Linked DNA regions of Homo sapiens: regions 1 and 2 are each linked to region 3. Evidence: chromatin contacts called from ENCODE Hi-C or POLR2A ChIA-PET data. All regions are on one chromosome and are shown on one strand. Each heading gives the region's core, a stretch centred on a gene start or an enhancer-like site at or near the end of the contact. The rest is flanking DNA. Distances are from core to core; before and after follow the strand shown.

Region 1 (2,700 bases), core at 179-2,678, 89 kb before region 3:
TAAAAATATATAAATGAATAAGCAAGCAAGTGAGCTAGCAAGTCATGAAGAGCAGACATGAAAGAACTTTAAATGCACACTACTAAGTGAAAGAAGCCAATCTGAAAAGGCTACATATACCATATGATTCCAACTATATGACATTCTGGAAAAGGCACAACTATGGAGACAGGAAAAGGATCAGTGGTTACCAAAGGTTAGGTGAGAGGAAGGGATGGACAGCCAGAGCACAGAGAATCTTTGGGGTAGTAAACCTATTTTGCATGATACTACAGTGGTGGATGCATGTCATTACATTTGCCAAAATCCTTGAAAGTACAACACCAAGAATAAACTCTAATGTAACCTAAGGACTTAGGGTGAAAATAATGTGTCAATGTGGGTTTATCGATTATAACAAATTATGAAACATATAATTGGTCTTCTTGCCCTTTCCTGACATATACCTCATAAAACCATTGGCACCTCTGGAGTGATGAGTATCTTTTACATGCTAATGAGATGACAGTGGCTGGACATCTCTAGATAGCTTCAAGGATAAGGGCTGGTCACCTGAAAGACCAAGGCATGATAAGAGGGTTGCCCCCAACCTCCAGAGAGGGAAGAGGAGCTGAAGGGTAAGCTGATTACAAATGGCCAATGACTTAATCAATCATGCCTATGTAATGAGGCTTCCATAAAAACCCGAAAGGACAGGGTTTGGAGAGCTTCCGGATAGATGAACACTTGGAGGTTCCAGGAGGGTGGCACACCTGAAGAAGGCATGGCATGCCCCTTTCCACATACCTTGCCCTATGCATCTCTTCCATCTGTCTCCTTTGTAATACCCTTTATGATAACCCAATAAATGTAAATGAAGTGTTTCCCTGAGTTCTGTGAGCCACTCTAGCAAATTAATTGAACCAAAAGAGGGAGCTGTGGTAACCCCAATTTATGGCTAATCAGCCAGAAGCACAGGACACAACGTGGGGCTTGCAATTTAAGTAGGGGATTGAGCCCTCAACCTGTGGGATCTGATTCTATCTCCAAGTAAATAATGTCAGAATTGAGTTAAAATGTAGGATACCCAGCTGGTGTCTGCCAAAGAATTGACTGGGTTGCTGGTAGATAGAAATCCCCACGCATTTTGGTGACCAGAGGTGCTGTGTTATACTGAGTTTGTATTGGTTTGATTTTTCTTATATCTCCTGTGTACTATTCTGGTAAGGAATGTTGACAGTAAGAAAGGCTGTGGGTTTGTGGGGGCAACAGGTATATGGAAACTCTCTGTATTTTTTTTGCTCAATTTTGCTATAAACCTGAAACTGTTCTAAAAAAATTAAGTCTTCCAAAACTAACAAAAAAAAAAACAGGGGATGGTACTCATGAACCAATAATGACTAACTGGCTATAAACAAACAAAACAAAGAAGTACAGATCTGGAAGGTTCATGTCAAAGGCACCAGAGCACATCCATGTGTACAACGGAAACCACTAACAAAATATGTAAGACTAAATTTTTTTTTTTTTTTTTTTTTTTTGAGACGGAGTCTCGCTCTGTCGCCCAGGCTGGAGTGCAGTGGCATGACCTTGGCTCACTGCAAGCTCCACCTCCCAGGTTCAAGTCATTCTCCTGCCTCAGCCTCCCAGGCAGCTGGGACCACAGGTGCCTGCCACCACGCCCAGCTAATTTTCTGTATTTTTAGTAGAGATGGGGTTTCACTGTGCTAGCCAGGATGGTCTCGATCTCCTGACCTTGTGATCCGCCCACCTCGGCCTCCCAGAGTGCTGGGATTACAGGCGTGAGCCACCACATCCGGCCTAAATTTGTTTTTGAGACAGGGTCTCTGTCACCCAGGCTGGAGAGCAGTGGGGTACAATCAGAGCTCACTGCAGCCTCAAACTGCTGGGCTCAAGCAATCTTCCTGCCTCAGCCTTCGTGAGTAGCTAGGACCACGTGCACGCACCACCATGTCCAGCTAATTTTTTAGAATTATTTGTAATGACAAGGTCTCACTATGTTTGCCCAGGCTGCAATCAAACTCCTGAGCTCAAGTGATTCCTCTGCCTCAGCCTCCCAAAGTGCTAGGATTACAGGAGTGAGCCACTGCACCTGGCTAAAAACTTTTTATCATGGTGGGAAAAGACCTCATAATTCAAATCCAGTTTCTGCAGCTATTTTTCTTCAACAGATGGAGAAAAATACTACTAATCAACAGTATCTCCTTGATCACAAATACATTTCTAGAGTAAATTAAATGACTGATTCCCTATCTGTTATATGGATCCTAAAACATAAAAATAATAACTAAAAATAGCAGGAGCAGATGCCTTTTACTGAGAGCCCATAAAGTATTGCACTGTAGATATATCTAATCTAACAATCCTCAGAGATTACACACTATATTACTATCTCAGAGAGATTAATTGATTTGCCTAAGAACACACAACTATGTAGTGTAACTAGGAATCAAATATAATCTTCTACTATAAAGTCTGTGCTCTCTCACTCTACCCCAATGTCCACATACCAAACAATTATAATAATAATATCTTCCATTGTAGCACCTCCAATGTATTAGGCACTGTATTAGGTACTTTACATAAATTATCTCCTTCACACTTCACGACTGCCTTGAAAGTCAGATATTATTAATTCCATTTTACAGATGAGGAAACAGAAGCTTATAAACTCAGTAACTTGCCCAAGGTCTCAAGATT
Region 2 (2,700 bases), core at 26-2,525, 66 kb before region 3:
GAAACCCTGTCTCTACTGAAAAAAAAAAAAAAAACAAGCTGGGCACAGTGGCTCACGCCTGTAATTCCAGCACTTTGGGAGACCGAGGCAGGCGGATCACCTGAGGTCAGGAGTTGTAGACCAGCCTGGCACCAACATGGCAAAAGCCCATCTCTACTAAAAAATACAAAAATCAGCTGGGCGTGGTGGCTGGTGCCTGTAATCCCAGCTCTTGGGAGGCTGAGGCAGGAGAACGGCTTGAACCCAGGAGGTGGAGGTTGCAGTGAGCCAAAATCACGCCACTGCACTCCAGCCTGAGCATCAGAGCAAGATTCTGTCTCAAAAAAGAAAAAAAAAAAAATTAGCCAGGCATGGTGGCACACGCCTGTAATCCAAGCTACTTGGGAGGCTAAGGCAGGAGAATGGCTTGAATCCAGGAGGCAGAGGTTGTAGTGAGCAGAGATTGTGCCACTGCACTCCAGCCTGGGCGTCAGAGCAAGATTCTGTCTCAAAAAAATTAGCCAGGCATGGTGGTGCATGCCTGTAATTCCAGCTACTTGGGAGGGTGAGGCAGGAGAATCGCTTGAACCCGGGAGGCGGAGGTTGCAGTGAGCTGAGATTGCGCCATTGGACTCCAGCATGGGTGACAGAGTGAGACCCTGTCTCCAAAAAAAAAAAAAAAAAAAAAAGACTCTTGATCTATTTTGATACATGACAGAATGACAGACGGTTGTATTAATACTTGTACTGTTTGTACTGTAGGCTGGTACAAAAGTAATCATGGTTTTTGCCATTAAAAGTAATTGCAAAAACCACAATTACTCTCTCTCTATATATAGAATCTCACTCATTTCTGAATATGAGAAATTTTTAAATATTGGCAGTCTTGTCCTAGATTGAAAAATAAAAAAGAAGAAACATTTAAAAAGAAAGACATAAAATTTTAGGAGCAACTATGACAAGCAGTGTTTAATTTCTTCCTAATACCTGAAAGGTTCTGGGTCAGAATCCTAATATGTCTTCTACTTAATCAAAGATTTCCAAATCCCATCATTGATTCTGACAACGAATTAACATAATTTTTTTAAAAACCTTTGCATTTGGGGACAAATGTATAACCATTAAGAACTTTATAAAATCTTGCCGTAACTAAAGTGCTTCTAATGAAGTCACTATCAATCCTCTCAGTGCCATGATTCTTTCTTGATAAAACACTCTCATGGTTCCAAACACCTATATGCACACAGTAGTTTATAACATAAGACAAAAATAAAAACAAAGGCATACTCAGGGCTTGATGTAAGAGGAAAAAAGGAAGTGGCATGTCGTATTATTTCAGCTGAAGAAACAAGGAAGTAGGATCATTTACCAACAAGCATAATCTTCATGAGCACGTCTCTAAAGGGCAGAATGATATACTCAGGTTTTCCTAAAAAAGAATAGCAGACAATGGTCTACAACACTCATCTCTCCACTAATTCAAACCCCAAATCCAAGAAGAAAAACTAATTTAACTGACCGTTCTGATTTATAAAGAAAAAATAATAATGCATGCTTCTGGATTCATGGTTCAAGTTTACATGACTAGAATGACGGCTTTAGGAGTTGCAATATGCAAACATATAAGTCATAACCTAAACACAGAGGCTGGAAGTTTGTCCTATAATATTTTATCCCTCCTTTTTGTTCTTCTTTCTCCTAAAAGATCTTTACCTCAGTCAGAACTATGGTTGTCTAAGCCAACATCTCTACCCCAAGCACCACTTTATTTTCTCCCTCATACACATTGTTACACCCCTTTTTCCTGACTTAAAATTCACTCCTTGCCAACTTCTATGGTGTCTCTATGACATCTACACAGGTTAAACTGACTTCTTTGATTCACAGCTAATAGAAAGTACATGCAATAGAGCTTAAAGGAGTATCAATTACATGAATATTTCTGGAAAGCAACTGTAAATACAAAGAATAAAGCACTCTGTTACATTGAAAAAAATTGCAGTTCATCATGAAAAACCTTCAGTTCAAGGTACCTAGGATATAGATTAAGATTAAATTTAATATAATTTTTAAACTTTGTTTAACAAATAGAAATAGGGGTCTCGCTATGTTGCCCAGGCTGGTTTTGAACTCCTGGCCTCAAGCAATCCTCCTGCCTCAGCCTCCCAAAGTGTTGAGATTACAAATGTGAGCCACTGCACCTGGCCTAAAATTAAATTTAAATGTCTCACCCAAGTGCCTCAAAACGTGCCGTAATTCCCAAACAGATTTACAGATATTCTGAATATTGACTGACAAGTATTTAGGGGTTACTATATAACTGTCTAAATACCAACAAGGAATTATAGGACTCACTTGAAAATATAATAACTACTATATATAGAGCACCTACTATATTCAAGGCACTGTTCTAAGAATTTACATATAAATGTGTATAAGTGTGTATAATCTCATTTCATCAGCACAAAGAAACACTAAGAGATAGGGGCTATAATTCTAATTTTATTTAATTTTTTTTTTTTTTTTTGAGACAGAGTCTCACTCTGTCACCCAGGCTGGAGTGCAGTGGTGCAATCTTGGCTCACTGCAACCTCCGCCTCCCAGGTTCAAGCAATTCTCCTGCCTCAGTCTCCGGAATAGGTGGGACTACAGGTACGTGCCACCAAGCCCAGCTAATTTTTTGTATTTTTAGTAGATACAATGTTTCAACATGTTCTCCAG
Region 3 (2,700 bases), core at 88-2,587:
AGACAAGGAATCTTTATGTACAAAGCAATTAGTTGCATGACAGACAGTGACCACGTTCTCAAAAATTACACCCGCATGCCACCACATTGCCTGTTAAATTAGAAGCCGATTTAAGATCCTGAGTTTAAGAGCCAAAGAAGTTGTAGCTAAAGAAACAAAATCCCAGAGGGGCAGGAAGGGCAGATATCAAGAATGCAAGTAGAGAAATTCTTAACTTATTTTTCAGAGAGAGGACAATGAATTTGAGAATTTGTATTGGAGAAAAGAGGGAGAGAAGTTAGGTGGAGGAACTCCTAGATAAGGCTTCAATCAGTGAATTCATCTGCAGAGCAGAAGTTTCTGCGGAACTCAAACTGCCTGGGGGCATTCCTTGAAAAGAAGAATTCTGCACTTTTTGGTGGGAACCTGCCGGTGGAACATCCTGTTTAGAAATGAGGACATCCAAGGAACACTGCAATGTGCAGAGACTAGAAGGAAAAAACAGTCAAGTAGCCATTTCTCCTGGGGAGTCTCTAGTAACTTGATTTTGTGCTTCTTCTTGTTTTTTGAGACAAGAGTCTCACTCTGTCGCCCAGGCTGGAGTGCAATGGTACGATCTCGGCTCACTGCAACCTCCACCTCCCGAGTTCAAGCAATTCTCCTGTCTCAGCCTCCCGAGTAGCTGGGACTACAGGTGCAAGTCACCACACCTGGCTAATTTTTGTAATTTTTAAATTATTATTTATTTTTATTTTTTTGAGGCGGAGTCTCGCTCTGTCGCCCAGGCTGGAGTGCAGTGGCGCCATCTCGGCTCACTGCAAGCTCTGCCTCCCGGGTTCACGCCATCCTCCTGCCTCAGCCTCCCGAGTAGCCGGGACTACAGGCGCCCAGCACCACGTCCGGCTAGTTTTTTGTATTTTTCTTTTTTAGTAGAGACGGGGTTTCACCGTGTTAGCCAGGATGGTCTCGATCTCCTGACCTCGTGATCCGCCCGCCTCGGCCTCCCAAAGTGCTGGGATTACAGGCGGAGCCACCGCGCCCGGCCAATTTTTGTAGTTTTAGTACAGACGGGGTTTCACCATACTGGTCAGGCTGGTCTCGAACTCCTGACCTCAGGTGATCCACACACCTCGGCCTCCGAAAGTGCTAGGATTACAGTCGTGAACCACCGCGCTTGGCCGCAACTTGATTTTTAAATTGCTCTCTGAGTGTAGATTCCTTGTTTGTTTGGCAAGGGTTCTTGCCGCTGCCGCTACAGCTTGAAGCCAAACATTTAATGAAAGAGAGCGGGAGGGGCCGAATAGAAGAATGATGGGCGTGGCCAACCCCGAGGTGGCTGGAGGCCGCGCCCCCTTCCCAGAGTGCACCGCAGCCGCTGCATTCAGGAACCGCTTTAGCTTCGCCCCCGGCCGGCCGGGCGGGGAAGACTGGTGTGGTCTGGCCATGGATGGGCTCCAGGCCAGTGCAGGGCCGTTGAGGCGCGGGCGGCCGAAGCGCCGGCGCAAGCCCCAGCCACACAGCGGGTCGGTCCTGGCCCTGCCCTTGAGGTCCAGGAAGATACGAAAGCAGCTGCGAAGTGTTGTATCCCGCATGGCAGCGCTGAGGACGCAGACGCTGCCTAGCGAGAACTCGGAGGAATCGAGGGTGGAGTCGACGGCCGACGACCTGGGGGACGCGCTACCCGGTGGGGCGGCGGTGGCGGCCGTCCCGGACGCAGCCCGGCGAGAGCCATACGGCCACCTGGGGCCCGCAGAGCTGCTGGAGGCCTCGCCCGCCGCGCGCTCCCTGCAGACCCCGTCGGCGCGCCTGGTGCCCGCTTCCGCGCCGCCCGCGCGCCTGGTGGAGGTGCCCGCCGCGCCGGTCCGGGTGGTGGAGACCTCGGCCCTGCTGTGCACCGCGCAACACTTAGCGGCCGTCCAGTCGTCCGGGGCCCCTGCGACGGCGTCGGGGCCGCAGGTGGATAACACGGGTGGGGAGCCGGCCTGGGACTCCCCGCTGCGGCGCGTCTTGGCCGAGCTGAACCGCATCCCCAGCAGCCGGCGGCGAGCGGCCCGCCTCTTTGAGTGGCTCATCGCGCCCATGCCGCCAGATCACTTTTACCGGCGCCTATGGGAGCGCGAGGCGGTGCTGGTGCGGCGGCAGGACCACACCTACTACCAGGGACTTTTCTCTACCGCTGACCTGGATTCGATGCTGCGCAACGAGGAGGTGCAGTTCGGCCAGCATTTGGACGCCGCTCGCTACATCAACGGACGACGCGAGACCCTGAACCCACCCGGCCGCGCGCTGCCCGCCGCCGCGTGGTCCCTGTACCAGGCCGGCTGCTCCCTGCGTCTCCTCTGTCCGCAGGCTTTCTCTACTACTGTGTGGCAGTTTTTGGCTGTGCTTCAAGAGCAGTTTGGAAGCATGGCAGGCTCCAACGTTTACCTCACGCCCCCTAACTCGCAGGGCTTTGCCCCCCACTACGACGACATCGAGGCCTTCGTGCTGCAGCTGGAAGGTAGGAAACTCTGGCGTGTATACCGACCCCGAGTCCCAACCGAGGAACTGGCTCTGACATCCAGCCCCAACTTCAGTCAGGACGACCTCGGTGAGCCGGTGCTGCAGACCGTGCTGGAACCTGGAGATTTGCTGTATTTTCCTCGGGGCTTCATTCACCAAGCTGAATGCCAGGATGGAGTCCACTCTCTGCACCTCACCTTGTCCACGTACCAGCGCAAT

The links. A loop is a pair of places that touch in the nucleus more often than their neighbours do. ChIA-PET counts read pairs that join two places held with the same protein, here RNA polymerase II (POLR2A). Pooled maps may share reads with other maps.
Region 1: a pooled map shows a loop between it and region 3 (4-fold over the local background). The contact joins the enhancer-like site here to the promoter of RIOX1 in region 3. A Hi-C loop is called at or near these places in 2 of 50 pooled maps. POLR2A ChIA-PET finds 5 or more read pairs at or near these places in 2 of 52 experiments (H1 and OCI-LY7).
Region 2: a pooled map shows a loop between it and region 3 (2.3-fold over the local background). The contact joins the enhancer-like site here to the promoter of RIOX1 in region 3. A Hi-C loop is called at or near these places in 2 of 50 pooled maps. POLR2A ChIA-PET finds 5 or more read pairs at or near these places in 3 of 52 experiments (Caco-2, H1 and activated T-cell).

The regions. Positions count from the first base shown.
Region 1 is chr14:73,400,068-73,402,767 of GRCh38, forward strand. The region is part of intron 2 of NUMB (NUMB endocytic adaptor protein); the gene reads right to left. Among named protein-coding and RNA genes, the nearest start is that of NUMB, 57 kb to the right of the region's middle. Within about 2 kb of position 1,429, at least 2 of the 41 ENCODE cell types and tissues checked have a DNase peak (open chromatin) inside an H3K27ac peak, as active enhancers do.
Region 2 is chr14:73,423,321-73,426,020 of GRCh38, forward strand. The region is part of intron 1 of NUMB (NUMB endocytic adaptor protein); the gene reads right to left. Among named protein-coding and RNA genes, the nearest start is that of NUMB, 34 kb to the right of the region's middle. Within about 2 kb of position 1,276, at least 4 of the 41 ENCODE cell types and tissues checked have a DNase peak (open chromatin) inside an H3K27ac peak, as active enhancers do.
Region 3 is chr14:73,489,596-73,492,295 of GRCh38, forward strand. It overlaps RIOX1 (ribosomal oxygenase 1), which reads left to right and starts at 1,338. Exons shown (of 1, transcript NM_024644.5): 1 at 1,338-2,700. The coding sequence starts at 1,423. All of the region lies in intron 17 of HEATR4 (HEAT repeat containing 4), which reads right to left. It also overlaps a transcript of ACOT1 not described here. RefSeq lists enhancers at 418-1,323, 1,005-1,114, 2,303-2,700 and a silencer at 1,665-1,954.